Linked DNA regions of Homo sapiens: regions 1, 2 and 4 are each linked to region 3. Evidence: chromatin loops called from intact Hi-C (ENCODE). Cell type or tissue: GM12878. All regions are shown on one strand. Links, peaks and the distances in the headings refer to the core of each region. The heading gives the core; the rest is flanking DNA. Region 1 has its middle 200 kb from the start of TET2. Region 2 has its middle 220 kb from the start of TET2. Region 3 has its middle 86 kb from the start of TET2. Region 4 has its middle 280 kb from the start of TET2.

The links. Peaks named below come from ENCODE experiments on the same cell type or tissue, not always from the same donor. Only the 100,000 strongest peaks of a DNase experiment are listed, where the experiment ranks them.
Region 1: a loop joins it to region 3, with 7 times the contacts of the local background. A loop is called at or near these places in 2 of 110 quality-filtered maps.
Region 2: it touches region 3 in a loop (5-fold over the local background); 2 of 110 quality-filtered maps call a loop at or near these places.
Region 4: it touches region 3 in a loop (6-fold over the local background); 2 of 110 quality-filtered maps call a loop at or near these places.

What each region holds. Positions count from the first base shown.
Region 1 is chr4:104,940,411-104,947,618 of GRCh38, forward strand. No RefSeq gene overlaps it. Among named protein-coding and RNA genes, the nearest start is that of TET2, 200 kb to the right of the region's middle. RefSeq lists an enhancer at 2,977-3,056. In GM12878, for the core only: no CTCF peak of the experiment used is centred there; DNase peaks (open chromatin) are centred at 1,526 and 3,161; H3K27ac peaks cover 368 bases.
Region 2 is chr4:104,927,207-104,935,578 of GRCh38, forward strand. No RefSeq gene overlaps it. Among named protein-coding and RNA genes, the nearest start is that of TET2, 220 kb to the right of the region's middle. RefSeq lists an enhancer at 3,443-3,782. In GM12878, for the core only: a CTCF peak has its summit at 4,070 (motif pointing right); DNase peaks (open chromatin) are centred at 3,325, 3,755 and 4,045; H3K27ac peaks cover 1,111 bases.
Region 3 is chr4:105,056,933-105,065,304 of GRCh38, forward strand. No RefSeq gene overlaps it. Among named protein-coding and RNA genes, the nearest start is that of TET2, 86 kb to the right of the region's middle. RefSeq lists enhancers at 2,356-2,455, 2,476-2,545, 4,021-4,120. In GM12878, for the core only: no CTCF peak of the experiment used is centred there; DNase peaks (open chromatin) are centred at 2,589, 3,869 and 4,609; H3K4me3 peaks cover 1,324 bases; H3K27ac peaks cover 3,465 bases.
Region 4 is chr4:104,864,878-104,873,249 of GRCh38, forward strand. No RefSeq gene overlaps it. Among named protein-coding and RNA genes, the nearest start is that of TET2, 280 kb to the right of the region's middle. RefSeq lists a silencer at 6,193-6,242. In GM12878, for the core only: no CTCF peak of the experiment used is centred there; DNase peaks (open chromatin) are centred at 2,042, 4,264 and 6,184; H3K4me3 peaks cover 1,262 bases; H3K27ac peaks cover 2,971 bases.

The DNA.
Region 1 (7,208 bases), core at 154-5,153, 120 kb before region 3:
AATGTTGCTTAGTTATAAATGTAAATGGGATAATTTCCGTTTGTGTTTTCTATTCAAGAACGTGTTAGAAATCTACTGATTTTATTTATTTTACACCATCTACCTTAAGGAATACTCTTATTTTCTTAAGTCTGCAAGATCTATTTTTTAAAAAAATATTTTCAAAGAAAACTTGTTGATTTAAAATAGTTCAGGAAACAACTAAGTGATTGTATAATTTAAAATGGGAAAAGTGACTGCTGGTTTAAAATATAAATTTAAAATTTAGACACACACACACACACACACACACACACACACACCAACACAAATATATCACAAGAATCCTTGGATTGGGACATGTTTTCTTTTAAAATTTGAGTATTAGCAAAAGCAAGGAATTCAGTAGCTCTATGAACCACTCACTGTTTCCAGAGCTCTTCCACTGGAGCACCATTTTGTTTCCTTACAAAGAGAATGGACTTCCCTTAGATGGCTGCTCCAAGCAATCACTCTTTTTTAATGGTTCTCAAAAATAAAATGTTACCATTTAAAAATCAGAAAAGAAAAAACATCTCATCTGATGCTTGTATTACATTTTCTTTTACCGGATTCACAGCATATGATTAACAATGCACATAAACTTGGCTCTGTGATTTTGTGTTTAGATAATGATTGAAATCCATTAAACTATCCTTTTATGGTTGATATTCTGTCAGCTGAACATCCAGCAGATTCTTTTTATAGAAATATGATTTGATCTGCAATGTCCTGGAACATGTTTTCCCAGCTATTTGGCTTCAAGTTTATGGTAATTACCAGGCATTATCTCACAATTTCTACTGCTCCCAGGAACATTAAAATCCCACCACCCCTAGAAGCTTTTCTTGAGGATGAACCGTGGAAATCCTATGCCATTCCCTACAGGCTCTACTCAAGTGATAGGGTTTGTTTTTGTTTTCTTTTAACTGTTTCTTGTATTAAGCCTTATTTTTCATATGTCTTATCCCTCCAAATCACTTAAAATTTCCTCAGGAGGAATAAGGAAGAATTAACGTTTTGGGGCTCTCAGTACCAGCCTGGTCTCATTGCTTTGAATACATTTTTTCATGGCAAATATTAGTTATTATTGACATTTTATCTCCTGAGATACCTACTTCAGTGCCCAATGAATAGATGCTTGTTAGTTATATAACTGAACAGTCATCAGAGTATTTTTTTCTTAAATAATTTCCATCTAAGTGAAACAATAGCTCTTTTATTTTTACTTTAAGTTGCCAATGTAACAATAAAAGTTCATTGTGAATCAAGATATGTAAGGAATTTGGTGGCATTTTTTTTTTAGAATTACAAAACGTCAATAGCTTTTTATTAGTGGTATAGTTTCTCTATGAAACACCCTGAACTATAGTAGAGGCTTGCTGAAGATATAGAAGATTCATTTGTCCTTTCATAGCAGTTCCTTTGACCAATAGTTTCTGCTTAACATTAGTCACTCATTCTGCTTATTTTCTCACTGATTCTGCTAATGAGTCATAGATTATTTTGCATCTAAATCTCAGAAGTGTAGATCAAAGTCCTTCATGTGTAATGAAATGAAACTAATAACAGCAACCATTTATTGAGTGATTGTTATGTGTCAGGAACTGAGTGTCCTACTTGTGTAACTGCATTTAATTATCGTAACTACCCATTAGGTTGATGCTATTATCATCATCATTTTAAGGATGAGTAAACTAACTCTTAGAGAAGTAAAGTCAGACAATGCAAAGCCTAAACTTTTATCCATTTACATATACAATGAAACAACATAAGAATTGCAAGAGTGAAATATCTACTTTCCTAGTGAAGTTTATATGAAATTTGGGATACCTGTGGGGCAGCCATTATGATAGAAACAGAACTAGGAGAGTGGAAATGAGCTCTCTCTGGAAATACTTTCATAAACATCTCCTGAAACCCTACCACCAGGTTGGCAAATCATTGTTGTCTCCATCTTACATAGGGAATGGCTCAAAGTCACATAGTTAAGAAGTGGCAAAGACAGATCCATACTCAGGTCTTATAGATTCCAGGCCAAAACCCATCCATTCCCCACCACCACCATTTAACCCAGTTTCACAGGCGTGGTGGCAGCGATGGCAAAATTTGTCCTTCATAGTGTCACATCCATGGCTTCCTAAAGGCTCACATTACCCTCCTACAGACAGCATGGCTGTCTCCAACATGTCTCAACCAAAGTAACTACTGATCTCTATTGTGATGTAAAATAAAACATCCCTTATTAGTGCATTTTCTTTTGTGCCCTGTTTTTCATCCTGGATATCAACAAAAGGCCAATCAAACCAGTAAAAATGTTTAAAATTCTGTATATAACTTTTAGTCCATTTGATGCTCTATATACTTACAAGCACATTTTATAAAATTAGCTGCTTGAAAATCATGTAGATATATATATTGTTTCAACTTAATTATTCTGTGCAATATAGCACTCACCACAGCCAATTGTTTAAAGTATCCCAATGGCCTTCCAAACTCTCCTATATGCTCTACAAAGCATAGTTGTTCTGAGCCCCATCTGCACAGCACAGATAGCCGTGTTCCTCAAGTATTCTATGTGCTCCTCTCTATGCCCCAACCTCTCATGCAGTTAGACTGGGGACATGCAACCAGTCTGGGTCATTCAACTATGTATGTGTTAAATCATTAAACCTCACAATAAGGTAGGTATGCTGTGATTTCTTGGATTCTGTATTCGTCTGTGAGGCATCCATTCAAAACAGGGCCAGCTTTATTAAACTACATTTTCTTAATTTCTATAGTTCTTGATGCTCTAGAATCTGGTGGCCTTACAGACCCAGAAAGAGACTATCTTCCCTAGAGCTGGCTAATTCTGAGAGTCGGCGAAGGTCTTAGCTGAGAGCACAGCTCTCACGTACAAACCAACCAATCCTGAATCTACAGCCCCAAACTCCTTATCTAACTCTCACACAACAAACCAATATTTCCCTTGCCCTAAATCTTCCCAGTTACCAGGCAACTAGAGATCACCCTTATAGCCCAAAGTCCTCTGGAATCATTCAAACTGGCCAATCCTAAACTGTTTACTCTGCTCTGCCTTCCTTTTCGCACAGAAACCTCAAGAAAGGCTCTGGCCTAGACTTGCCCCTTGTTCCTGTCTTCTGGCTCTTGACTGACACTGGTGCTTTCCCCCTGTGGTCCTGCATGGTGTGTGGTGACTACCTCATTGGGCCCTGTGAGTAGAATAAATTCCTTTCTAAGCTTTGTTCTTGTTTTCTCTTGCGGCTGCACTAACTTTACCATACCCCAGCCAAAATATACATTCTTAGAAGAGTAGGTACTATTTTTAACCTCATTTTAGAGATGATGAAACTAAAACACAGATATAATACTTTAAACAATTTATCCAAGATAACATGAGAAGCCAAGATTCTAACCCAGGCAAGCCAGCTCAAGATTGTAATAAAAACAGGGCTTTGTCTTCTCCATCCTCCACACATCTGGAATAGCACTTAGCTTTACGGTTTTTCTTTGCATTTAATTGATGCACTGCAAGACTACTTGTGTAGATTTTCAGTGTCGTCAAAAAGTAACAGCCACAGATTTTGGTAATTGAATTCGTGGTCAGCTCTGCTTTGCTAGCACAAATCCTAGTTTTATTTTAGATTTTACCTTATTTCTAGCCTTTAGATTTCTAGATACCTTTCTATTTCATTGTCTTCCTGGTCTTCTAGTCACCAACATCCCTTAGTATTCTTGCCCAGCTCTGACACAATTCTAATCCTATCTTTTCTGATGTATATAGAAGGAGAATGAGGGAGATTATTTATAAAGTATATTCACAAAGACAGGTAAAGGGACATTTGGGAGGATGAGAGCTGTCCTTTTTCTCTAGGCTACACCATATTTACACAATTGCTACACCAAGGCATCTGTATTTTTGCCATCATCATCAAAGCTCCCAGGATTTCTTCTACATGCAAGAAAGCTAATCTAGCATGATCTAATATAAAACCAAATATGACAGTCCAAAACTTTTGTAAAGGAGAAACTAGGGCAACAGTGATTAGCAGTGTATTAGGTTAGTTCCCCCAGAGAAACAAATCTCACTATGATCTGAAGATTTCTAAACAGCCCTTTGAGCTTCATGAGCAAACCTTATACTAACTCATTCTTACAAGGACCTTTTAGAAGACCAGAACACTTCTATAGAATCCTTAAACAAGAATTAATATGTTTTCCCCAGATTAACACCCAAGAGTCAGAAAAAAAATTTCTGGCTAACTGATGCATAATTGTTTATGGACATCAGCTTGCCTTGAGTATATTCAGCTTTAATGTTAATAGGAAAAAATGTATTTCTAATAAATATTTGCTGCCACAAGCAGAAAGATAAGAAAGTCTGTTAGGGAAAACTGCCAATGTCCTAGTATCATGTTTCCAAGAAGGGGCTTCTGGAATAACACTTCCTCTAGAGTCCTCACATATCTTCTGTGTTTTTTAAATGAGGAGGAGAGACACAGGTAATTGGGGAGATTAAAACAAGACACTGGAAGTATGGCTCAGCCCCTTTATAGTCACTAAGATATGTAGAGAATAGGGGTCTTTTATGAGGGCAACAGGCCCTGGTGACAAATATTTTGAGGCCTCCAAGAAAGGGTGAACTAACAATATCTTTACAGAGGTCTGTATTCAGATCCACACTTCTTCCAGACCACAAATCCCAATTGTTTGTAGTGAATTCCCCTCTTCTCTCATTGCCGCTGGCCTTCTCTTCTAGATCCTAAACTTAATGTAGTAAATATACGTGGGTCAAGGCTCAAACTTCCTTCTTGGAGCACCTTATCCCCCTGTCTCCTCTACTAGGGTTCAGTAGAGATGAGGCAGTAACGATCTAAGTTGGCCTTCTTTACGTTGTTCTGATGGATTATCCCAAAGCATAAGCTTAAGGAAAAACAGAAACAATTCAATTTTCCACTACTTAGGAAGCATCTAAGCTCACACACAAATCCAATGTTAATAGCTGATCATTTAATCCTGAACTATCTGACTCTTGACAATTTCTCAACCAGTTCCAAACTCAGAGAGGATTTACGGGGTCAGGGTAATGATCCTACACCTGTTCAAACCTCAACAAAGTCATGTCAAAAGTAATCTAGAAAGCTATGTATGTAGTTTTTAACACCTACCTAACAAGGTAGATGCTAAGGAAAAAAACAAAATTCATCACACCCAAGGTTCCCTACATCTTCCTACGTCCAAAGTTTATTTCCTAATAATATCAGGTAGAGTTATATGCCTTTACGCTGAATTTTACTTCATGGTTGAGCCCACAGAATCTTAGAACTGAAAATAACTTTATGGAAGACTGAATAGGTCACAAAGCTAGCTATTGACAGAGCTAAAACTGGAACTCTAGTCTTCACATTCCCAGCTGGGTTCTCCTTCCATTATAGGAGACTCCCTCCTAATGCTTTTTGGTAAGCTAATTCTCTGTGTGTCTTCATTCCTTTTTAACATATGAAAGGGATATTTTGTGGTAAAAATAAATAGTTTCATAACTATAAAGCATCAGAATTTGAAGGAAATTTAGAGAAAAGATGTCAGCCCTTCTGTCATTTTATTGATGAGGCTGTGGAGGGTCATAGATAACTCAGCTAGACTATAATACTCCTGGATCTTAGCTCATTACACTTTCCTTCACAAAAGAAAAAAATGCCCATTCTAATCATTGCAAGCCAAAACTAATGTTGTATTTCTTTCTGATTGACAAGTTGCAGAGAAAATAATAGGTATTTAACCTCCTAAATAAAAGCATAAGCAGTAGATTTCTATAAGTATCATGCAACTCTCTACAGAGACCATTTTATTGACTGATTTAAATTAGCTTCTTCCTAAAACTTACCCATCTACCTTTTTGGTAATATAATTGCCCATTCTAACATAGACAACATTTAAAACACCAACCCAATTTCTTCGGTGGAAAACAATTCAATGATGAATGCTGATGAAAACCATTAGTTGTGCAAAACCATACTAAGTTGTTTCAGTAACAAGACAGGGACTGTTTAATGAAGCATGTCTCAACAATAAATAACAACAATAAAGAGAAATTTACTGCTTTGTGCTATATTGGACATTCATCATATACCCCAGAGCACTGGAAATTAAAATGGAAAATATCTGTTAATATATAAGTAAAAAGATAGAAAATATTTAAATAAGGTCAAACTACATTTTGATTATAATTTTTTAAAACAGGCTTATTTCTAATACATATATGTAAACTGAATAAGTGCTACATTTATTATACATTCGTTTGGTGTTTCTGCTGAATAATAATGTGAACACTGAGACTCCTACATAGTTGTAACACTTTAGAAAGGATTTACTCCAGAGACCATGATTTATTATTTTCACAGAAAATGCTGGGATATATGAAGTACTGACCTCCCTAAGAACTGCATCAGTGTGTGTGTTCTAGGCTTGAGGGCTCTGATATGGTCTGAATGTTTGTCTCCCCACAAAATTTGTATGGCAAAATCCTAATCCCCAAGGTGATGACATTAGGAGGTGGGGCCTTTGGGAGGTAATTAGGTCATGGGGGCATTAGGAGGTGGGGCCTTTGGGAGGTAATTAGGTCATGGGGGCAAAGTCCTCATGAATGGGATGAATGCCTTTATTGATGGGACCTCGGAAAGCTAGCTAGCTCCTTTTCCACCATGGGAGGATACAGTGAGACGGTGCCTTCTATGAACGTGGAAATTGGCACTCACCAGACACCAATCTACCAATACTTTGATCTTGCCCTTCCCAGCCTCCAGGACATGAGAAATAAGATTCTGTTATTTATAATCTATACAATTTATGACATTTTTGTTACAGCAGCTCTAATAGACTAAGACTCCATCTTTAGAAGAAAACACTGTAAGAACTCATAATTTATAGTAAGACTGCCACAGAGGAACACGGGTCAATTTCTAAGAGAAGAATCCCAGATGGGACCAATCATTAATGCTCCTTCTTCCCCTCTAAAGTATAAGCCACTCACCTAGACAGAAAGTTCCTTGTGAGCAAGGATAGCATAGAGTTAACCATTGTGCACCCACCACAACCAGGACAAAGCTTTTCCTTTATATCTGCACCCTCTCTTCCCGCCCTCTGATCTTGTTTTTCTCTGATCAGCTTTCTGCTGACTCCCTTTTTCC
Region 2 (8,372 bases), core at 1,265-6,264, 130 kb before region 3:
CCAGTCACAAGATAAAGAACATAGGTAAATACTGTTCTTAATTGCCTGGACAACATTCTGTAACTCAATCGAATACTTTCTAAAACTATATATGTCCGTAAAGTAGTGTATCATTTTATTTTGTCACCTAGTACTTAAAAGCAGTGTTAGAAAGTGCATTGAGTCAAAAGTGAGCAATTCAAATTCTACAGCTATGAGCCTCTCCATCTTTATTTTTTTCTTTTGTCAAATATTGTATGATTCTAGAGGCTAAAACAGTTCCTACAAATGCCTACCCAGAAAGGAGAAGCAAGCAAAGGAAAGAAGGGAGGGAGGAAGGAAGCATGGAGGTAGGGAGAAAGACACCATCTACTTGGTCCTGCTCTGTAATACTTGAAGGTTCTCCCTGTGATTTTATTCTGTCTTTGGATCTCTAACAACCCAACAGCCACCATTAGTCACAAAAACACATCTGTGTTTAAAAAACTGTCCACAGAAAATTGAAGTGAGTGATCTATACATCACAGAAACAAAAGGAGAGAGAGATGTATATATATATATATATATCCTTTTTCTACACTATTATATATAATAGTAGAGAAAAGCCTCAACACAAGAAATAAGGTTATTACACACAAAACTTAGATATCCCGGCCAGGCATGGTAGCTCATGCCTGTAATCCCAGTACTTTAGGAGACCAAGGCTGGATGATCACTTGAAGCCAGGACTTCAAGACCATCCTGGGTAACATAGTAAGATCTTATCTCTACAAAAAATACAAAAATTAGCTGGGCATGGTGGCACGCACCTGTAGTCCTAGTTACTCAGGAAGCTGAGGCAGGAAAACCACTTGAGCATAGGAGTTTGAAGCTGCAGCAAGCTATGTTCATGCCACTGTACTCCTGCTTAGGTGACAGAGTTAGACTCTGTGGAGAGAAAGGAAAGGAAAGAGGAAAGAGAAAAAGAAAGAGAAAGGAAAGGAAGAGAGAGAGAGAAAGAGAGAAAGAAAAGAAAAAAATAAAGTTAGATATGCAGAGATTTTGAGATGACCTACAGAATTCATATGGATCCACAATCCTTATAGCTAGATCCTTATATGATTGCTCCAAAAATGTACATTCTGGACCTAGCACATTAGCTAGCCCCCCAACAATTCTTAATTTCTAGTAGATATGGCAGAATAATGTTACATGAAATGGTGGTATCAAGTTGTTATATGAGAATGACAACATAGGAATCCTAATAAAATGCTTGTAGATGGTCTTTGAGGTCAGTTAAAAATCACCAAATATTTTTGACGGCAATATCTCTAGTACTTGTACCTCTGTTTATCTGTCATTATCTCAAGTCTTAGTTCCTATTGATTAAATCTATTTAGCAACAGTTATAAAATTTTTCTTCTAGATGTGAAATGGCCATAGGGACTCTACTTCCTGGTTAACATGTCTTAATGAATCACCACATTTTCATGTTTTCCCACAGGAAAGGAACATGGTAAAATAGAAATAGGTTAAGATGTAATGATCTCCCCCTTTCCTGAATATGCCTCTGAATCGCTCTGTGTATACCTCTGCATTCTTTCATTTGCATATAAGGAAACCACTATGGCTTATAGCTTTTACAAACTGATGCCAATAATGGTCACATATCTTACAAAGATCTAGAATTTATTACAAAGTAATTAAAATCAATAACAACAACAAGAAAACAAACTTCCAAAAGGTCAAAACTTTAACCAATCTACATAATCACTAAAATTTAGCACCAAGTATTAAAAGCAAAGACATAAAAGCAATCCTGTGATGAATTTCCATACACATAAATATTCACTAAGTAGGAAAATACCTGATTAAAGAGTTAAAGAAATTTTATTTGTAACACTTTCCTTAAAGGGATTTTTCTTTTCCAAAATAGTATAAATCATTGTATTTTAGACCTCCTACTATCTACTTTATTGGTCTAAAGATTATTGGTACTTTAATGATAAGTTAAATACATTTTAACAGAAAGATAATTAAATGAACACTTGAAGTATTAACATAATTACATATAGTCAGGCAAATTCTGTGTATGAGATGAAATGTCATTCCAAAAGTATCTCATTGCTGTTTTTGTGTCACATTTAGACATGAGACACTGAGTATATACTTGTCGGCTAAGTGTTCACAAATCCTACTAAGGGCATGTATTGGGGGACTTGGCATTGCCAGGTTGTAGAGAGTACTTGCATCTCCTTGCATCAAATTTGGATGAAATTCTAAAACCATATAGGCTGCTCCAGAATACATCCGGCTTCTGGTGGATAAATAGGTCCACCATTTCTGGTTATTTTTCTAAGTAAGTTGTAAAAACCCTCCCTATGTAAGGCCTATTTGACAAGTATTTTTTCTAGTACATAAAACTAGAATATGATAAAAAATTTTTATAAACATAACTCAACCTAAAACTCTTGAAATATCTTATGGTTTATGACAACACACACATTCAATTACTGGAGACACATACTAAATACTACATATTTGTTGATAAAGCTGAAACTCCTAAACCTACCAAAAAGGCCTTCAAGACTGCCACCAATTCCATTTTCTTCCTCCACAGTGGAAGACTAAAAACTGCCAATCAATGACTAATCTCCCCTGTTTCTGCTATCAGAACTTGTCTGTATACAAGAGCAATGTGCTCATCTCTAGGAGGTGATGAACAACCATTCTAAGGTGATAATCACAATGTTCTTTCCCTTTGCCATATAGTCATTTTTTCACTCTCCTTTGCAACTAGGAGGGATATTTTCTAATAAAAGAGACCAATGGAGCTGGACTCTCCCCTTCCCTCTTTCTTCTTCTTCCTGCATGGATATGATGCCTGGTGTTGTGGTAGCCATATTAAAAACCGTGGGGCCTTCAGCCAAAGGGGAAAAAGCCAGCAAATGAAGGAAGGAGAATGCAAGGTAGAAAGAGCCTATATCCTTGACAGCATCATGAACAATGGGAGCAATGCCAGCAATTTTCTATATTCTTACTTCTTGCTCTGTAGGAAAAAATAATTCCTTATTTACTAAAGCCACTGTTGGATTGTGGCTGGCAAGATGTCTGAATAGGAACAGCTCCGGTCTGTAGCTCCCAGCGAGATCAACGCAGAAGGTGGGTGATTTCTGCATTTCCAACTGAGGTGCACAGCTCATCTCACTGGAACTGGTTAGACAGCGGGTGCAGCCCATGGAGAGTGAGCTGAAGCAGGGTGGGATGTCACCTCACACAGGAAGCACAAGGGGTCAGGGAACTCCCTCCTCTACCCAAGGAAAGCCCTGAGGGACTGTGCTGTAAGGAACAGTGCACCCTGGCCAAGATAATATGCTTTTCCCACGGTCTTCGCAACCTGCAGACCAGGAGATTCCCTCCGGTACCTACATCACCAGGGCCCTGGGTTTCAAGCACAAAACTGGGCAGTCATTTGGGCAGACATCGAGCTAGCTGCAGGAAATTTTTTCATACTCCAGTGGTGCCTGGAACACCAGCAAGACAGAAAAAGTTAGACCCCTGGAAAGGGGGCTGAAGTCAGGGAGCCAAGTGGTCTAGCTTAGAGGATCCCACCCCAAGGGAGCCCAGCAAGCTAAGATCCACTGGCTTGAAATTCTCACTGCCAGCAGAGCAGTCTGAAGTCAATCTGGCATGCTGGAGCTTGGTGGGAGGAGGGGCGTCTGCCATTACTGAGGCTTGAGTAGGTGGTTTTCCCCTCACAGTGTAAACAAAGCGGCCAGGAAGTTTGAACTGGGCGGAGCCCACCACAGCTTGGCTAAGCCACTGTAGCCAGACTGTCTCTCTAGATTCCTTTTCTCTGGGCAGGGCATCTCTGAAAGAAAGGTGGCAGCCCCAGTCAGGGGCTTATAGATCAAACTCCCATCTCCCTGGGACAGAGCACCTGGGGGAAGGGGTGGCTGTGGGCACAGGTTCAGCAGACTTAAATGTTCCTGCCTGCTGGCTCTGAAAAGAGCAGCAGATCTCCCAGCACAGCCCTTGAGATCTGCTAAGGGACAGACTGCCTCCTCAAGTGGGTCCCTGAACCCCGTGACTTCTGACAGGGAGAAACCTCCCAGCAGGGGTCAGCAGACACCTCATATAGGAAAGCTCCAGCTGGCATCTGGCAGGAGCCCCTCTAAGATGAAGCTTCCAGAGGAAGGAACAGCAGCAATCTTTGCTGTTCTGCAGCCTCTGCTGGTGATACCCAGGCACACAGGGTCTGGAGTGGACCTCCAGCAAACTGCAGCAGACCTGCAGCAGAGAGGCCTGTTAGAAAGAAAACTAACAAACACAAAGGAATAGGATCAATGTCAACAAAAAGGACGTCCACACAGGAACCCCATCTGAAGGTCACCAACATCAAAGACCAAAGGTAGATAAATCCAGGAAGATGAGGAAAAACCAGCACAAAAAAAGGCTGAAAATTCCAAAAACCAAAATGCCTCTTCTCCTCCAAAGGATCACAACTCCTTGCCAGCAAGGGAACAAAACTGGATGGAGAATGAGTTTGACCAATTGAAGGAAGTAGGCTTCAGGAGGTGGGTAATAACAAACTCTGCCGAGCTAAAGGAGCATGTTCTAACCCAATGCAAGGAAGCTAAGAACCTTGGAAAAAAGTTAGAGGAATTGCTAACTAGAATAACCAGTTTAAAGAGGAACATAAATGACCTGATGGAGCTGAAAAACACAGCACAAGAACTTTGTGAAGCATACACAAATATCAATAGCCAAATTGATCAAGCAGAAGAAAGGATTTCAGAGATTGAAGATCACCTTAATAAAATAAAGCATGAAGACAAGATTAGAGAATAAAGAATGAAAAGGAATGAACAAAGCCTCCAAGAAAATATGGACTATGTGAAAAGACCAAACCTATATTTGATTGGTGTACATGAAAGTGATGGGGAGAATGAAACCAAGTTGGAAAATACTCTTCAGGATATCATCCAGGAGAACTTCCCCAACCTAGCAAGGCAGGCCAACATTCAAATTCAGGAAATACAGAGAACACCACTAAGATATTACTCAATAAGAGCAACCCCAAGACACACAATCATCAGATTCACCAAGGTTGAAATGAAGGGAAAAATGTTAAGGGCAGCCAGAGAGAAAGGTCAGGTTACCCACAAAGGGAAGCCCATCAGACTAACAGTGGATCTCTCTGCAGAAACCCTACAAGCCAGAAGTAAGTAGGGGCCAATATTCAACACTCTTAAAGAAAAGAATTTTCAACCCAGAATTTCATATCCAGCCAAACTAAGCTTCATAAGTGAAGGAGAAATAAAATCCTTTACAGACAAGCAAATGCTGAGAGATTTTGTCACCACCAGGCCTGCCTTACAGGAGATCCTGAAGAAAGCACTAAACATGGAAAGGAGCAACCGGTACCAGCCACTGCAAAAACATAACAAATTGTAAAGACCATTGACATTGTGAAGAAACTGCAGCAACTAATGGGCAAAATAGCCAGCTAGCATCATAATGATAGGATCCAATTCACACATAACAATATTAACCTTAAATGTAAACGGGCTAAATGCCCCAAGACACAGACTGGCAAACTGGATAAAGAGTCAAGAACCATCAGTGTGTTGTATTCAGGAGACCCATCTCACATGCAAATAAAGGAATGGAGGAATATTTAGCAAGTAAATGGAAAGAAAAAAAAAGCAGGGGTTGCCATCCTAGTCTCTGATAAAACAGACTTTAAACCAACAAAGATAAAAAATGACAAAAAAGGAGCACCCAGACTCATATAATAAGATCTTAGAGACCTACAAAGAGACTTAGACTCCCACACAATAATAATGAGAAACTTTAACACCCCACTGTCAATATTAGACAAATCAATGAGACAAAAAAGTAACAAGGATATTCAGGACTTCAATTCAGCTCTAGACCAAATGGACCTAATAGACATCTACAGAACTCTCCACCCCAAATCAAAAGAATATACATTCTTCTCAGCACCACATCACACTTATTCTAAAATTGACCACATAATTGGAAGTAAAACACTCTTCAGCAAACGCAAAAGAATGGAAATCATAACAGTCTCTCAGACCACAGTGAAATCAAATTAGAACTCATGATTAAGAAACTCACTCAAACCACATGACTACATGGAAGCTGAACAACCTGTTTCTGAATGACTACTGAGTAAATAACAAAATTAAGGCTTAAATAATTGAGCTCTTTGAAACCAATGAGAACAAACATACAATGTACCAGAATCTCTGGGACAGAGCTAAAGCAGTGTTTAGTGGGAAATGTATAGCACTAAATGCCCACAGGAGAAAACAGAAAAGATCTAAAATTGGCACCCTAACATCACAATTAAAAGAACTAGAGAAGCAAGAGCAAGCAAACTAAAAAACTAGCAGAAGACAAGAAATAACTAAGATTAGAGCAGAACTGAAGGAGATAGAGACATAAAAAGCCCTTCAAAAAATCAATGAATACAGGAGCTGGTTTTTTCAAAAGATCAACAAAATAGACCAGTTGCCAGACTAGTAAAGAAGAAAGGAGAGAAGAATCAAATAGACACGATAAAAATGATAAAGGGGATATCACCACTGATCCCACAAAAATGCAAACTACCATCAGAGAATACTATAAAAACCTCCACGCAAATAGACTAGAAAATCTAGAAGAAATGGATAAATTCCTGGATACATACACCCTACCAAGACTAAACAAGGAAGAAGTCCAATCCCTGAATAGACCAATAACAAGTTCTGAAATGGAAGCAGTAATTAATAGCCTACCAACCAAAAAAAGTCCAGGACCAGACAGATTCACAGCCGAATTCTACCAGAGGTACACAGAAGAGCTGGTACTATTCCTTCTGAAACTATTCCAGTCAACAGAAAAAGAGGGACTCCTCCCTAACTCATTTTATGATGCCAGCATCATCCTGATACCAAAACCTGGCAGAGACACAACAACAACAAAAAAGAAAATTTCAGGCCAATATTCCTGAAGAATGTCAATGTAAAAATCCTCAATAAAATACTGGCAAACTGAATCCAGCAGCCCATCACAAAGCTTATCCACCATGATCAAGTTGGCTTCATCCCTGGGATGCAAGGCTGGTTCAACATCTGCAAATCAATAAACATAATCCATCACATAAACAGAACCAATGACAAAAAACACATGATTATCTCAATGGATGCAGAAAAGGTCTTCAACAAAATACAACACCCCTTCATGCTAAAAACTCTCAATAAACTAGGTATTGATGGAACATACATCAAAATAATAAGAGCTATTTATGACTAACCCACAGCCAATATCATATTGAATGGGCAAAAACTGGAAGCCCTCTCTCCCCACTCCTATTCAACACAGTATTGGAAGTTCTGGCTACGCAATCAGGCAAGAGAAAGAAATAAAGTGTATTCAAATAGGAAGAGAGGAAGTCAAATTGCCTCTGTTTACAGATGACATGATTGTATATTTAGAAAACCCCATCATCTCAGCCCAAAATCTCCTTAAGCTGATAAGCAACTTCAGTAAAGTTTCAGATACAAAATCAATGTACAAAAATTACAAGCATTCCTTTATACCAATAATAGACAAAAATAGAGCCAAATTATGAATGAACTTCATTCACAATTACTACAAAGAGAATAAAATACCTAGGAATACAACTTACAAGGGACGTGAAGGACCTCTTCAAGGAGAACTACAAACCACTCCTCAAGGAAATAAGAGAGGACACAAACAAATGGAAAAACATTCCATGCTCATGGATAGGAAAAATCAACATTGTGAAAATTGCCATACTCACCAAAGTAATTTATAGATTCTATGCTATCCCTGTCAACCTACCATTGACTTTCTTCAAAGAATTAGAAAAAACTACTTTAAATTTCATATAGAACAAAAAACAGCCCATATAGCCGAGACAATCCTAAGCAAAAAGAACAAAGCAGGAGGCATCACGCTACCTGACTTCAAACTATACTACAAAGCTACAGTAACCAAAACAGCATGGTACTGGTACCAAAACAGATATATAGACCAATAGGACAGGATAGAGGCCTCAGAAATAATGCCACACATGTACAACCATCTGATCTTCAACATTCCTGACAAAAACAAGCAATGGGGAAAGGATTTCCTATCTAATAAATGGTGTTGGGAAAACTGGCTAGCCATATGCAGAAAACTGAAAAATGGATTAAAGACTTAAATGTAAGACCTAAAACCATAAAAACCCTAGAAGAAAAACTAGGCAATACCATTCAGGACATAGGCATGGGCAAAGGCTTCATGACTAAAACACCAAAAGCAATGGCAACAAAAGCCAAAAGTGACAAATGGGATCTAATTAAACTAAACAGCTTCTGCACAGCAAAAGAAACTAG
Region 3 (8,372 bases), core at 1,915-6,914:
CCGGGAGCCAGAGGTTACAGTGAGCCTAGTTCACACCATTGCACTCCAGCCTGGGTGACCAGAGCAAGACTAAGTCTCAAAAAAAAAAAAAAGTCTTTTTTCACATCATCACATCATAAAGCCTTTTCATTTATTCAAATATTTATAGAGCGCCTAGTATGCCAAATACTAATTTCTGTGCTGGTGATAAATCCATGAGCTCTTGGAGTTTAAGCTCTCAGTAACGACGGCAGAAAGTAAAGACTAAATTCATACATGATTTCAGGTAATAATAAACATTATGAATAAAAATTAAGCAGGGTATAGTGATTAAACAATGACAACTGAGGTTGGAGTATAGGAATCCACAGAACAAAACTTTGGAAATTTTGCCTTAGTGTGTAACCATGTGCTAACTGAAGTAACAAAGTCCCTTTGGAGAAGGTTTGAGAAAACCTTCAACACTCTCTCTTCAATTAGTGTGTGTGAAAAAGTACAAGGATACTTATTACCTGATCTTGAAGACCAGTGCTATTGATAGGGACTTCTGGCCAGCTAGGAGAGAAGGTAGTGTTGTGCAAGGCGTTCAAGAGACTCGGGGCCCCTACAATTATACTTTGTAAATGGAACTTACTCAATGCACTCCTAAGGCAATTGCCCCTTCCTAGAAAATTGGAGAAGTGTAATGGTTGCGCAGTTTCCTGAACACACAGATCTCAGCTGCTTAATTTATTTTACAGTGTTTTTTATTAGCCTATAGTTGACTAGTATAATTTTTCCTTTCTACAGACATGGAAACTGGATTTCCAGGTTTCATGCTGTTCCTCACATAATAAATCAGGTCAATCTATGAATTCTTTTTTTCACTATTTCACAATACCTATTTGATATCTACTGTCTGTGTAGCTCTGTCTCAGGTATGCAAAAATAAATGTGACCCAGAGGAACTTACGAGCATATTATAGTCGGAAGGTCAGGTACTTTCCCTTTGTGTTTCCCAGCCTCTGTCTTAAGAAATCAGTAAATGCCTCACAAACAGATGTAATTCATTTGTTTATGACTTTCCCAGGCCACACAGAACACAATAAACAGAGTATATGCCTGAGATATATTTAGAGTCTTCACCCAAGAAGGCTTTGGATGGTTTTTAAATACTGAGGGTAATGATAAATACAATACTCTTTTGCCAATCAATAGAAGTACGATATTACAAAAACAGAACTTCTCCTTATTCTTCTCACTGGGAAGGATTTGCTCAGCAGCATAGCTTTTAACACTCTTACGACTTAAAATAAGATACTCAAAACTGGGCAGATAAAGCATCGATTCTAATCCACCACCTGAAGTCATATGACTCATCTGAAGCAGAAGTGGAAAAAAAAATCTAGACCAGGAATCTCAAATTATCACAGGCAGCAAAGAAAGTCAAAATGATTGTACCAATGAGTCATCCGCCATCTGCTTCTCTTCCAGAAAATGTAAGTCAAGGTACAGATAAGCAGGAGTAAACCAACATCAAGAAAATGCAAACCACAATGTTCTTCTACAATGATAGAAGGAAATATGAAGTATATTAAAAGCTAACACAAGGAGATTAGATTGACTCAGAACCTCACTGAGCAGGCTGGGAAGATAATAGGTTTTGTAAGACCCAATACCTGCAGTAAATGATATGGGAAAGGGAAGGAGGCCTATACTATGGCTAAAAAGGGAACTGAAAGCCAAGAGACTCAATAGGTGAGTTCCAGTTTACCAATTTATTCTTCCCACTCCATTTGCTGACTCAAGTTGTGATACAGAAGATAGGAAATCTCATCTTCCTAACAAGAAGACTCCATTCCTATGAGGAAAAATAAGCTGAGAGTCCACTTGAAATCTCTTCTTGATACCTCCACATCCATCATCCCTCTCTTATGATCCACTTTTGGCTACCTTACTAGAACAGAGAACTGTTCTGTGGAATTATTCATTCCATTGCTCTTGTTTTATATTGATAGTTTAGCACTCATCATACTGTATTACAGGGCATTATTTGTACTTTTTCTCTTTAATATATATAAATTCCTTCAGTCATGTGTCATAGCAATAGCTAATTAATACTCATTATTTTATCCTACCAATCTTTATTGAGCACCTACTATGGGCCAAACACTGTTCTTGGGGCTTATGATATATTAAAAAACAAACTATGATCTCTGCCTTTGTGAAGCTTACATTCAAGTGGGAGGCAGGAATAGAAAATCATCATAAGTAGATATGCTAGTATGTTTGAAGATGATAAACATCACTGAAAAGAAAAACAGTAGAATAAGAAAGATCAGGAATGCCAGAAGGTAGTGTTGGGGAAGGGGTAGTTTGCGGCATTAAAGAGGACAGTCAGAGCGGGCTTTATTGAGAAGGTGAGATTTGCCCAGACTTGAAGGAGGTGATGGAGTTAGTCAAGTGAATTTTGAGAACAGATGTATTACACTTTCTTCTTCAAGCTCCATCAAGGACTTTAAGCCAGTGCTACCTTGAGACTCAGGAGATTTGGTAAGTTCACCAAGCTGCCAGAACACTTGTTTTTGGCTCACATAATATATTCAGTGAGTAAGACTTTAGTCATTTTGTTACTATTGTGTGACATGGGAGACTGAGAACAGGAACAGAGAAAGGAGAAGCAGCACAGCACTCAAGAGTGGGGTGGGAATGGGGAGAAGAGGGACCTCCACTCTCATCTGAATCAAGAAAGATTCTGGAAATCTTGTGGGTAGAATGAAGTCAGCCCTTCCTGTTTCCTAAATGTCCTTCCTTGTGATGAGTTTTAATTATCTAAACCTGTCATAAAACTCTACAGAGTCTCTTTGTTGTCTTTAAAGACTTCTTTTTGCTGGCTCTTTTTATTCATTCTTTATTTCTGTGGTGACCAAAAGGATCAATCTCAGCTATATTTTCTGGAGAGGCCCAGGAGAGGGAATTCCAGTTTTGTTGTTCAGTTTCAGCCCTGTACTAGTTTTATAAAATTATATCTATTTTGGGGGGCTCTTTCAAAGAAAGTGTAACTAATCAAGATATATTTGAAAATGTACTCATTCAATTAAAAACGCTTATTAAGCGATTGACAGGTTTCAGGCACTGACTGTGTATTAAGCATACAAAGATAAGGAAGATATGGTTATACTAGAAGTAAAAACCTATCCTTAATAATATTCTGGGGCAGCCGGGCGCAGTGGCTCACACCTGTAATCCCAGCACTTTGGGAGGCCGAGGTGGGCGGATCATAAAGTCAGGAGTTCGAGACCAGCCTGACCAACATGGTGAAACCCCGTCTCTACTAAAAAAAATACAAAAATTAGCCGGGCATGGTGGCATGCACTGTAATCCCAGCTACTCAGGAGGCTGAGGCAGGAGAATTGCTTGAACCCAGGAGGTAGAGGTTGCAGTGAGCTGAGATCACACCACTGCATTCCAGCCTGGGCAACAGAGGAAGACTCCATCTCAAAAAAAAATAAAAATAAAAATAAAAAAAATATATATAAAATATTCTGGGGCATTGCATACCACAGGCCAGAACAAAATGACCCCAAGTTATAGGAAAACAATAAAACAGATTTGTCATACTCTAGAAATAATTCAGTCAAAAGTACTAAACATTTTTTCAATGAAACAAGAAAAGTCATGTTCTTACTGATGACTATTTTACTACTGTGATTGTCTTTTATGTAAAACTTTTAAACCCTAGCAACATTAGCCATTCCTCCTGGTTCCTGTTAATAAGTCTGTGCTTCACTGAACATCCTAATCACCCACATTTACCATCACTTTACCATGAAAGAGGAAGAGAATGGTGACTTCACAAAAGTCAATAAAGAAGAAGTGGAAACAGTGAAGTGAGGGGAAGCCTCAAGGCAGCAACTAAGAACAACCTATAAGCACAGAGAATAATAGTGGTCAGGTTTTTAAAGACCACAGGACCTCTGGGAGTGACTCATTTGGAGAACATACTATTTCTGCCTTTGACTCCACAGTGAGGTCTGCCCATACGGTGTTGGTGGTGTTATTTTATGTAAGATGTAGCTCAGTTGCCAAAGAAGTACATGTTTTCCTCAGCCCTATATGACTTAAAGATCCCTCTAAAACTCAAATTAACACATAACGTGTAAATCACATATACACAGTGTTTAGTGTCATATCATAAAATGTTTTTGCATCAATGAGTTAGTTGTTACTGCTTCTGCAGTAACATCTTCTGCAGAAGGAACTGCAGATATGTGAGTATAGGAGAAAATAAACATATCCCTCACAGTCTGCTTTCTTTGTTTAATTCATTCACTAGACTGATCATTCTAAGGAGGATTTTGTGCTGCTCTTGTTTTGCTGCTGGGCCTATCCTGTTTCCATTCCCAAATCAAGTATTCCTGGAATTTAAGGTATCACTTTACCAGCCTGACCACAAGTTCCCCATTGTTTCCTCTGCTCTGCTCATGACCTGGAATAATGCCTCTCCCTGGATACTAAATTTACTGACCCTGCCTAGGACCGAGAAGATTGATGAGTCCTCAACCCGTGCATGTCTTCAAAAAGGTAAGACAGACCAGCAAAGCAGTAAAATGACAGACCCATTGTTTGAGCCCAACGCTGGGACTTCCCCTTTTGTATAAGCTGAGTCACATTTTTCCTGTTGTCAACTTGAAGCCTGTTCGTTGATGTACGATAGGACTATCTTGCTGATATATAAAGTCAGGCAGACAGGTTTCCTTGCATTTGTTTGCCTTACCTTGGACCCTTACCAATTAGAAACTGTCCACTGGCCAAAAGAGATAAGACATGGTTTATTAAAGCTCAGATACTACATTGAATGAAATAATTTCTGACAATTTTCTTCTGTTAAAGTGCCATCCGAGGTTCCTGCCTTGTGCAATCTTACTGATTTTGACAGAGGTCTTTTGGGATGTATATGTGCATTTTATTCTTGATATCTGTTCAGTTGACACATGTTTTAAAACCACAGATATATTTGATTGGTTGGCAAATTGTGAAAACAGGAAGTCAAATAATGGAATCAACTGTGAAACAACCATAACAAGTGAAGCTTTTCTGCTTAAGTGCCAAGATGGGAATACTGTTATGAGTAACAAACAAAATGAAATGATAATGTCAATATAATTCCAACAGGAAGAGTGAGCATCTGGACTGCCCTAATTATCATATTTCCAGTGCTTTATAACCAATGAAATGGTTTTTACATTTTACTCTCCAATATTGTTGCTAGGCATGATAAAAAATCTCCAAAATTGAGAGAGGGATGTGGTGACATTTTCTAGCTAGGAAATATTTGAGATTTTTTCTTTTTTTTTTTTTTTTGGTCGGACAATCACCACTTGCATTGGACTTCAAAAAAATACCTTGCTGGGGCCAGGCGCAGTGGCTCTGCCTATAATCCCAGCACTTTGGGAGGCTGAGGTGGGTGGATCCCTTGAGGTCAGGAGTTCGAGACCAGCCTGGTCAACATGGTGAAACCCCGTCTCTACTGAAAATACAAAAATTAGCTGCGTGTGGTGGCGGGCGCCTGTCGTCCCAGCTACTTGGGAGGTTGAGACAGGAAAATCACTTGAACCTGGGAGGTGGAGGTTGCAGTGAGCCAAGATCCCGCCATTGCACTCCAGCCTGGGTGACAAGAGTGAAACTCCATCTCAAAAAAAAAAATAAAAAATCTACTGATTGCTTACTCTAGAACAGGCACTGTTGTAAACACTAGGGTTATGAAGGTCATGGCAAATCACCTTCTTGCTTATAAGCATTTGCACATTACACCGAGACTTTTCTTGTAATGCCTCAAGGTTTCCAAGTACCAGTTCTCCTGTGATAGTCATTCTTCCATGGTGAATTTTCAAAAGGTTATCAAGCAGTGTAAAGAATAAAAAAAATCCTCAAATCAATAGATATGAGGAACATATGCAAATATTAGAATAAAATGAAAGAGACGATTTTTAGACAAAGACCAGGAAATACGATCTCACTAGTATGTATTAAGTTTATAAAACTTATTACTTCAAAAATTTCAGAAACATAAACGAATTTTAAAGACACCTGAATAAACTTGAGGCAGGGCAGCTGTTAGCAGTATAATGAGGGAAGGGTGGAGCATGTACCATGCCACAGATGGGAAATCCTGTTCTTCCATCTTCCATCTTCTGAGAATTTCTATATGAAATATGTTATGGAAATGATGGCATGTGCCATCTATTCAGACAATTGAGTTTTTAAAGTATGATCAATATTTCTCAAGGTCTGCCCCTGCCAGAAAAGAATTTAAAATATTACAATGGGACATTTTAATGTCATCTTGTTGGAGGGAGAATTAATGAGGACTTGGCACAATTGATTGTTAGTTAGAAGATTAAGTCACAATGCATATATTAATCTATTTAACCTTCAAACACTGTTTTAAGAGACTGTTTTAGGAGAAAGTACTTTTGAGCCAGTTGCATATTTCAGTCAACCTTAATTATATTCAGAAATCTAACCCTAGAAATGTAAATTTAAAGGTGGAAGAACAGAAAGACAAACTACTCTAAAGCTCTCATCTTACAGATGAAGCACAAACAAATTAAATGAAATCCAGAGGTTACAGCATTTATACAGCGATGAAGCCAAGCCCAAACCTAGGTCACCTGGATACCAAGGCTTGTCTCAGGTCTCTGCATGGACAAGGAGATGAAATAAAACTGCATCCAGAATTATCCAATTAGCCTGTATCTCTTATTGTGAAATGATTCCATTTGGATACAGAATCAGTCACTAATTGAAAAAAACACTGCATTGACTTTCAACTGATGAATCTGCCCTAAGAGGTGTTACACTTGTCATTATACCCATAGAGTATTACAGCACTGCTTACCAACTCTGTACTAATCAAACAATCATCTTTATTGTTTCATAAAGGTGAAAAGTAAAGAAAAATTCTTAGTGAAAAAGCCCTCCCAAAGAGAAATCCAGGGAAAATAGCAATAATAATGCAAAACATTCAACTATATAATTTCCAAGACTTTCACTTCACTGTGTAGTCAAGTAACACTATTATTCATTTCACAGCTATAGATCAATTTGCTCATGTGTGAAACCTAGGAAATACAACCATTTTCTCTTCAGATGAGTAATCCTGGTTTGAGTTACCCATACAATTTCATAAAAATACATTATTCCAGATGGACTCCAGTTGCTGGGCAGATGGAAATGCTTAAGTAAAGGACTAAAAACTTCATTATCCTAAATTAGGTAGTCAGAGAGAAAAAGTATGAATATAACTATAACCCAAATAATTTTTAAGTTTTATGAATATTTTTAAAAATTCTACTTTCAGGAGAAAAGAACTTGAAAAATAATTACACATATTTAAGTATTTAAAAAGTATATACTTTTACAGTCAAGTTTTTAATCAATTAGTTGTAGCTACCATAATTATATTTCTCATAGTCACTTTCCATTTTTACATACTGAGCCAACCTGTCCATAAGCCAAGCTCAGGTTTATCTCATTCCTTCAGTTGATTGGACAGGATTTCCCCACAGGCACAGGTGCAATTTCTGTAAGCATCACTGCTGTGACTGTGATGGTTAATGTGGGAGTCTTGTCTACCTTCCCACATAGCTTACCTGTGCTCATTGTCATTGCATATGACATTTCTGGATGTACATTTCTATCTAATGAGAGACTGCTGCTCAGCCCATTCATATTTATGCTTTGGCCAGTCTGACAGAAGTTAGCTCATAATGGGCAGGACAATTGGTGTCCCATGGTCAAGAGCTCCGTCCCTAGCAGGATCTAATATTGTTCCAGGAGCTTCTTTGGACCTCTAAAAACTTCACTGAAATGACAGGTCTCTAAAACATCATGAGGTTTATCTCCCACACTCAGGCATTGCCACCTCTTACTGCAAAGGAATGAGCCACCTCTGTAAACTTTGAACATTCAGGGATGTATACAGAGCCAAAATCCTCTGGGGGAATCTACCCATTATGTCTTCATCCCATGTTTTAAGATCCTAGGTTTTCATCCATGGTCTGCCTTGGCTGAGCATGTAAGTATCTCTGATGCTCTGGAATTCTACTTGTCAAATCCTGGAGTCTGTTTTTCAGCTGTTCATTATTCCACTGCAGGGGAAAAGAGACCCTTCTTAAATCACCAGAGAGGTTCTCTAACTCTTGCCCTTAGCAGTAGTTTGTTAATGGTTCTCTGTTTCTCATTATCCCATTGCAGAGCATCAATATAACAGTAATGCCCAGCCAACACTCTGTCCTTGTGCTCCCCACCGCCATCTCTCTTTCAAATCCTTGAATCATTATAACTGCAAGGGCATTTTCCATTGGGATGTTTCCTCAAGTCACCCCTGATGAATTGTTCAGCGATTGGAT
Region 4 (8,372 bases), core at 1,807-6,806, 190 kb before region 3:
GGCTGTGAGTCACAGAAGTAGCCATTTAAAATTTCCCTGTCCATGACATTTCCATTTCATATTTGTTTCAGAAACAAACAAAAAATATTAATGGTAATATAGAAAGACATTTCAAGCCAAATCATTCAGGATAGAACATATCAACTGAAAATGGCTATTTGTATTACAAGGAAGACACACTTGAAGTCAAAGCTCAATATTTCCCTGAACTACTCTAGGTTGCCATGTGATTTCTTATAGGTCGTTTTTAATAATGGACAGAAGATGAAAGACTGAGTGAGAGAGCACTTGTAATGTGTTTTAAAATGTTCCTTCTGCTATGAGCAGGTTGAGGTAGTACAGTAATAAACAGCACACTGCTTCATTTAGAGTCTTGAAAGTATAGTGATACAATTTAGAAAACATACCACAGCAAAACATCCCAAACACTTACCAGGGATGCTGACAAGATCTGTTCATCTTAGTCAACCAAAGCCCTACTTGAGTAAATCATACCATAAAATCTTAACATATCTTAGCGCTTTGTGTCAACTTAATTCATCCTTTAAAATGCATGCCATTTCCCATTGCTCATTATTTTCAAAAGGAAATTTCATTTATATCCAAATGTCATGCAAAAGATCTAAGTGCTCATGTTGTATAAACATTGGTATCTCCTATAGCTAGATATAACCCACCTCCAATTATTCAATAAACAATGAGCCCTGTACAAGAGAAATATAAATTCACCCCCAAAAAAATTCTTCAATAAAACATCCAGTGGCAGAACCCATACAGGTGACTAGGGTATTAAAGTTGTACTTATAGGGTAATCACTTACTTAACAGCTAGCTGAATAAAACTTGGTATGAGAAGCACATGGAAACTTTAATTATACTTTACACTTTTTTAAAACTATGTCACAAATCAGAATTATAAAAGTTGCAAAATTCATCAAAAAGAAAGGTATGATCATGACAGGGAAAAATCAATACAACAAAAAAATTTAGTAACTTTAAGCCTCAATTCCAGAACCCAGTCACTTTTCCAATATCATTCTTCAGGCTGACCCTATTTCATTTGTGTTTTACCTAGATAATGGCAATTAAGCATTATTTAGCATTCTTTACTTTTAATTCTTCTCTATTGTCATTTCAACTGTAATACATTATCATAATTTAGTCATTATTTAAATGACTTCTTTGATTAGTGGTTTTGGGAAACTTGGCATAATTCAGTGTGAAAAAGTATAATGTGTGTGCTGTAATTATCTTAAACTGGTCAAAATCATTTCAATAAAGACAAAATGTATCCGTCTATTTTCACTCAATTATCCCATATTGTCTGTTTACATGAAATTCCTGACTACTGTACTTAGTAGGGAAAAATAAGAGAAAGCGTGAAGATCTGCTGTAAAAGAGATATTAACCATAAAGTATTGCTCTATTTGAGCATCCTTTATTAGGCACTACTCTGAAATAAATAAATAAATAAATAAATAAATATATATATATATATATATACACACACACACACATACACATATATGTATACACACACTCCTACACGTTTACATTTATCTACATATATCCATAGTATATGTGTATTATATAATGTCGATGGAGAATATGAGTAATATATGATATGTGAATTCATACATAAAGAGGGAGAGAGCCCATAACCGCTCTATCATCTAGCCATGGCAATGTACCTATCTCTTATAGATCTTTTGAATCCCTTTACCTTTTCCATACCCACTCCCACTAACCCCTGACACAATATCACTTGCCTGGACTTGCCTAATAATTGCCTGCTGGGACTGCCTCCCTCTAACCTAACTACCCCATACTAGCTATAACCAATTCACCACAAAGCAGCTAGAGTGCTTCTTTCAAAATGCAAGGCAGGAGGTTTGATTAAGTCACCTACCTTAGAATAAAGATAAATTCTTCATGTGGCCTACAAGGACCTGTATGATCTGCTTTCTACTTATGTCCCCAGCCCCTGCTTCCCATTTGTCTGAGTGTTGTCGGTTTCAATTCACTGTTCTCCTACTCCTGCTTTCACTGTCAGGGACACACCTTGTCACCTATCTGCTTATTCAACTTGCAGATCTCATTTAGGCATCTTCCTTGAGGAAGACTTCTCTGACACCCCAACTGTTTAAAATCCACTCATTACAGCACTTACCTCCCCCTCAGAGTACTTCTCACAGTGGCGGTTTCACACGTTTGTTGATGAACTAATATTTTCTTCCCTTCTAGACTGCTAGCTAAAAGACAGCAGGATGGGTCTGGCTTTGTTCGCCATTATGGACATCTCTAGGATTTAGCAAAGAGGTATGGAGCATAGAAAACATTCATTAAATATTTTTTAATGAATGAATTTAGATTACCTAATTTCATTCATTAAAAAATATTTAATGAACATTTTTATAGCCTTAACCTACCCATCCACTGCCAACCTGTCCTAAATTTATAAATCCTTACTATAAGTTCTTTTGGCAGTTAAGAATAAATAGGCCTCACTTTAAAATGCATAGAAATCTTGTTCTCAGGTTCTAAATCTCCCCAAATATAAAGATAATATTTTAAGGTTTCGGTTAAGAAACATTGGCACCCTTAGTTTTTGTTTACTGCTTTTAGGAAAAACATAAATGTTTGACACAAATATGACTGAAAGCTTGATGCAACTGATTTTAGTTTAATTTTGAGTGGGAATAAGTATATATTCAATATTCATTTTTTGTTATTGCTTCTGTTACTCAATTTCAATATTTATTAAAATAACTAAACACTAATACAATGAAAAGGGCCACCTTGCTATGCAGGTTCAAATGTAAATATTATATTAAGAGGTGGAATAGCTCTGATATTTAAGTTTATTAAATATACCACATGTAAGGTAAAAAATGCATCTAGAATTAGAAAGGAATTTGGAGTCTTTATTTTTTATTATTCTGTGAACACCAGTAGGTATGTAGGATCAAGAATAAAATGGTATTGGGGAACACGTGACCCAGAAGTGACTTCTAATCCCTCTATTTATTTCCCTTTCCTTCCCATGGGGGACCACACACTGGTAAATGTGTAAGTACACTTATTTTTAGCATTTATGAAGGACACTAAAATGTATTACAAATGGATATTAAATTAATCTAGATTACTAGGAGAGGTGTTAACCCAAAGGTATGATTTTCATATCAAAACAAATAATTTTTCTGGTATAAATCCAGTTTATTCCTGAAATAAAACTTGGTCTTCTCATTCACTATTTTCTCCCTCTGGCTTAAAGCTACTCTTTTCTTTCTTATCACCCCTGTCTAATGATGGTTTGCTTTGTGCCATCATACAAGGCTCTTATTCATTATGTCTTATAGAAGGAGTGGATAGACAATTGCTTTTTAAATTTATTATTTTGTAAATTCAGGAGATACTCTTTAACAACATCTATTTTCTCCTATATGTTGTAAAATATACAAAAATGCTAAGACTCACTGTGGATTAATGCAGAAATCTATGACACATAGTTTATACTGTCACTCAATTCCACTAATGACTGAATATTATTACTGAAGGTTTGGTAGCATTTTACATCATTGTAAAGGCAAATCTCTGTTGCCCCTTTCATTCCTATCTATATCCTATCAGCATGCTTAAAAAAAAAGACCCTGGGAAATATAGTGAGATCTCATCTCTACAAATAATAATAATAATGAACAAATTACTAGGTATGGTGGTGCACACTTGTAGTCCCATATACTCAGGAGGCTGAGGCAAGAAGATCACTTGAGCCTAGGAGTTCAAGGCTGAAGTGAGCTATAATCACATGATTGCACTCCAGCCTGGGTGACAGAGTGAGACCTTGTCTGATACATATATGACAAGGTATATATATGTGACATATATATGACAAGGTATATATATGACAAGGTATATATATATGTATATATATATGAGACAAGGTCTCACTCTGTCTCAAAAAAGAAATAAAATGAAACATATGTTTCATCATTTTATTCTTTTCTATAATATTCTAACTTGCTTTTTCTCCAATTATTTCTTTAGTTAATTTAACACGCTTTTCTGAAAAGGGGAAAGTAGACAAAAGGAGTCCTCATGAATTGGAGACTTTCCTTATTACAAACACATGTACCTCCTCTGAAGAAAATATGAAATTTGAATTCGTAAATATGAAAGACGCAAAAATAAAATAGAGAAGTGGAAGTGTCATCTTTGACAATAATAGAAATAGAAATTAACACAAGGGTTTCCTACTGGCAAAGACCAGACTTGAATTGAGTCAGATAATGTATACTCCCATAGTTGGTGAATATTCTGAGCAGTTCTGCCCATGATCATAGAAACCACACCAATAATGTGGAGACTTTTTTCTTTCTTTTCAAAAATAGCAGAACTGTGTGTGTGCTGGGAACTGGGTGAGATGGGATAGGGTGGAGTAGAGAAGGGAAGAATTTGCAGGCTGACTCTCACAATTTCATAAGCAATTTAAAAGGAATTCATGGCAAGACTATGGATGGTTTTCATTACTTCAGCATATATTGAATGTTAAGGTTCTCAAATACTGTGCTTTTCCAAGCTTTATCATGAAGTTTGTTCTAGTTGCTTTTTTCTAATATTAAAGAGGATCATAGCATACGAAGGATCATTAATCTACAAATAAAATCAAATTGTGTCTGCTTAAACCCTTACATGTTATACAGATATAAAGTGGTATTATTTTTGTTACTGTTGTTACTATTATCTAACCAGGAGCCTAGAATTATAAATTTGAAAAGTAAAGACTTATCTTTTAACCTAATTAGTTGCGGTCTATCTCTTATATTCACCTACACAAAAATTACTTCCCAGTTTCCCATATGGATTCAAACTTACTTTCTTGAGGAAATGCTTCCAATATGAATTTCCTTTTCAGTTGAACATACCTTCTCGGGTTTTGGAAATCTGTATTATAGTTACTATGGTCATTTACGTATTGTTTGGCAAGTACTATTTCATGTGTATGTTCTGAATCCTCAACTAAAATATAAACTTGAAGAACAAACAATGAAGTTAAATGTCCAAGGAAAAAGAGTAGCTTGTGATATCAAAAAAGCAAGTTCAACTTCTACTTTCATCATTTCCTATTAGCTTGAAAATGGACAATTTACTTAATCTTCCCAAACCTTAACTTCCTCATTTGTAAAATGTGGAAACCAGTAGTAACTAGCTCATAGACCTTTTATGAGGACTAAATTATTTAATGTATAGATTTAGTTCAGTGTTTGTCACATGATAGGTGTTCAGCAAATATTATTATTATTATTAAATGACTCAGAATTAAACATCTATTTCTTTAGATTCTTCTGTATTCAACCATAGCATCTATTATAGTACTTAATATTTAGTTGGTTCTAATATAGTGTATGGCTTTAAATTTTAAGGACTAAAGATTATTTATTGTTATTACTATTACCAATCTTATTGGCAATATAATTCTTATGAACATAAAATTAGTAGTAAAGTAATAATCTGATTGCAAACACATCATGTGACATTCTTTTGTTTTAATGGATTTATATAAAAATAATTTTTATAAAATTATCTACCTCCTTACCTTAAGAGTTATTAAGAGTAATTAATTTGAGTCATTCCTAGGATGAAAATTGCATGAATGCTGGAGACATGAGATGGTGAATTCTGGGTAAAGAATTCCTAGAGCCTGGTATGGCTTTTGAGTTCTCCAAATTAGATGCCACACAGTTGTTATGTACTAGTCATTCATATATTTAATACATTTTCACTGGACACATTCCATGTGGCAGGCATTTCTCTGAGGGAGAGACATAGTAGAGAACAAGACAGATGTGGTTCTGCTTTCACAGCTTAGAGGGGAGTGCCAATGAACAGGGTCTGCAACGGAGAGAGGGACATGAAATGCTTACAGTTTTCCTAAGTTTGAATATCAAAGTCAGCTTTCAAGAATGATGAAACCATGTTGAACTGATCAGGAGCAAACAAGAAATGCTATGTCACTAGGCTGTATTGAAAACTTGGACCCACCAGCCTATTTTCTATTAATAGTCTTAATATGGATGAAAAAAAATCACTAACCTTTCAGATATTCATTTGGGTGTGGAAGAAGCCTCCTGAAATGAGGAACCAGGAGGGAAGACTCTGAGAGAACAGGTTTCTCACAAACATTTCCTGCTCAGACTTGTTTCAGACAGACTGAAATTTTACAAGAACGGGTTTCTTATTATATCCCTTTTAGCCTCCTGAACTGAAATCAGCTGGCTGTGGATCATTACAAAAGTATCAAGCCTTTTCAAACCTCAAGTAAAAAGAAGAGTTTTATTGAAAGCTTTTTCCTTTAATTCCACCCATATATCTGTAAGTATGTTTCTGCATAACAGATTCTGCATATTTCAGAAGCTTTCTTAATTTGCAGTCTCCCAAAATATGGTTAAGTCAAATCAAATGTCAAATTCAAACACCTGCTACAAATAAACAAGCTTAACAAAAGCTTCTCTGGCTTCCCTGGACACGCTGATCACAAGATTGAACCCACAGCTGAGAGTTAATGAAACATTTTAGAGAGCAATATATTTTAGAGGAAAATCTCCACGGATATTCCTGGGGAGTTAGAGAATTTCCAGGAGTAAGCAATGAAGTCAAATCCTTGCTGTATTAATTTTTTCTTAGTATTTCCAAAGACTCATTTGGGAAAAATGTCAAGAAAGAAAAAATGAGTTTAGCCTGTTCAAAGTTAAGACAGTATGACAATATTTTGGTCCAAAAACACATCCATGACTTCACACAGTTCAGAACCAGGCTAAATTTTCTGCAGAGTTCATAACCAGAGTAAGTTCCTAAGAAGCATCTAGAAATCACTGGCAATTAGAATGTATTTTTACCATTCTTAGAACACATCAGCAAAGCCTCTAGGCCTTTATACTTGCTATGCCTGCACCTAGGATGTTCTTTCCCCATTTCATACATAGTTTGTTTCCTCATTTCATTTAGTCTTAACCCATAACCCTGTCCTTCAAGCCCTCCTTATTCATAGTACCCCATTTCTTCAGTAAGAAGCCTCATCCCTGAGACATTCCTCCTTCACTGACATCCTAATTATGTTTACCACACAATTTTCTTCCTGACCCATTTGCCATTATTTAAATCTTCTAAGCTGTATGTTCTCCTTTAATTCCTACCACCAATTTCATACCTGCCTAGCTTTCCAGCCAACTGTGTGAAGAAAGGGGCAAAAAAGCATGTTGGAAGCAGTAGTGAGGTGATGTGCTTTCTATCTTTTCATCACAATAGTTGGTTCTGATAGGATTCAAGGAATATATTCCAAATGAGAGGTAGGATTCTGCTTCTCTATTAAAGTAAGCCTTTGGTATTCTTACATTTGACATGTGAGATGTTTTATATTTTGCACACCTCCCAAAGATCTATGACAAATTTCTTTTAAAACAAAGTAAAATTAACTTTACCATGAAGAAACATAATATTACCTCAGCCAGATGATCAAGGTTACTATCAACATAAGTCAGATTAATAGTATGTACTGTATTAATCATAAAATGTGATGAGAAGGGCACTTTGCTTCCACTGTCTTCTTGATAACATATAACTCCAGTCTAGCCATGAAAAAATATCATGACAAATTCAAAACAAAGAGAATTCTACAAAATACCCAACCAGCACTCTTCAAAACTGACAGTCAACAAAAACAAGGAAAATCTCAGAAATTGTCACTGCCGGGGGGACCTAAGGAGACATAATGACTGAGCTTAACCTAGTATCATGCATGGGAGCCCAGGATGGAGACATGAGAGAAAAACCAGTGAATTCCAACAAAGTATGGAGTTGATAGTAATGTATCAATGTTGGTTTCTTAGTGGTGACAAAGGTACCATAGTAATGTCCGGTGTTAACAATGGGAGAAACTGGGTGTGGGGTACATAGGAATGCTCTAGACTGTCTTTGCAACTTTTCCGTAAATCTAAAATTGTTCTCAAAAGTTTTTTTAATGAATCTACAATATCCCAATTAAATAAAAGAATATATTAGGAACACTTACAACTAATATCTTTTTGTCCCTTGGGAACTATGTAATAATACTAATAAGAACCATAAAAACTATCATTTATTGAGCACTTACAAAGTGCTGGAAGCATGCTAAGCACAACACATGTTAATTCATTTTATCCATGCAGCAAGCCTAAGCGCTAGGTACTAGTATCACTCTCCTTCTACATATGAAGCAACTGAGACAGAAATAAGTAGGGGTGGGTGGCTGAGTTGCTGATTAATGTTGCTAATCAGGGAAAGGACTGTTAAACAGTGTAAGTTTCACTATATGACGTTTCTCAGATTACATAGCCA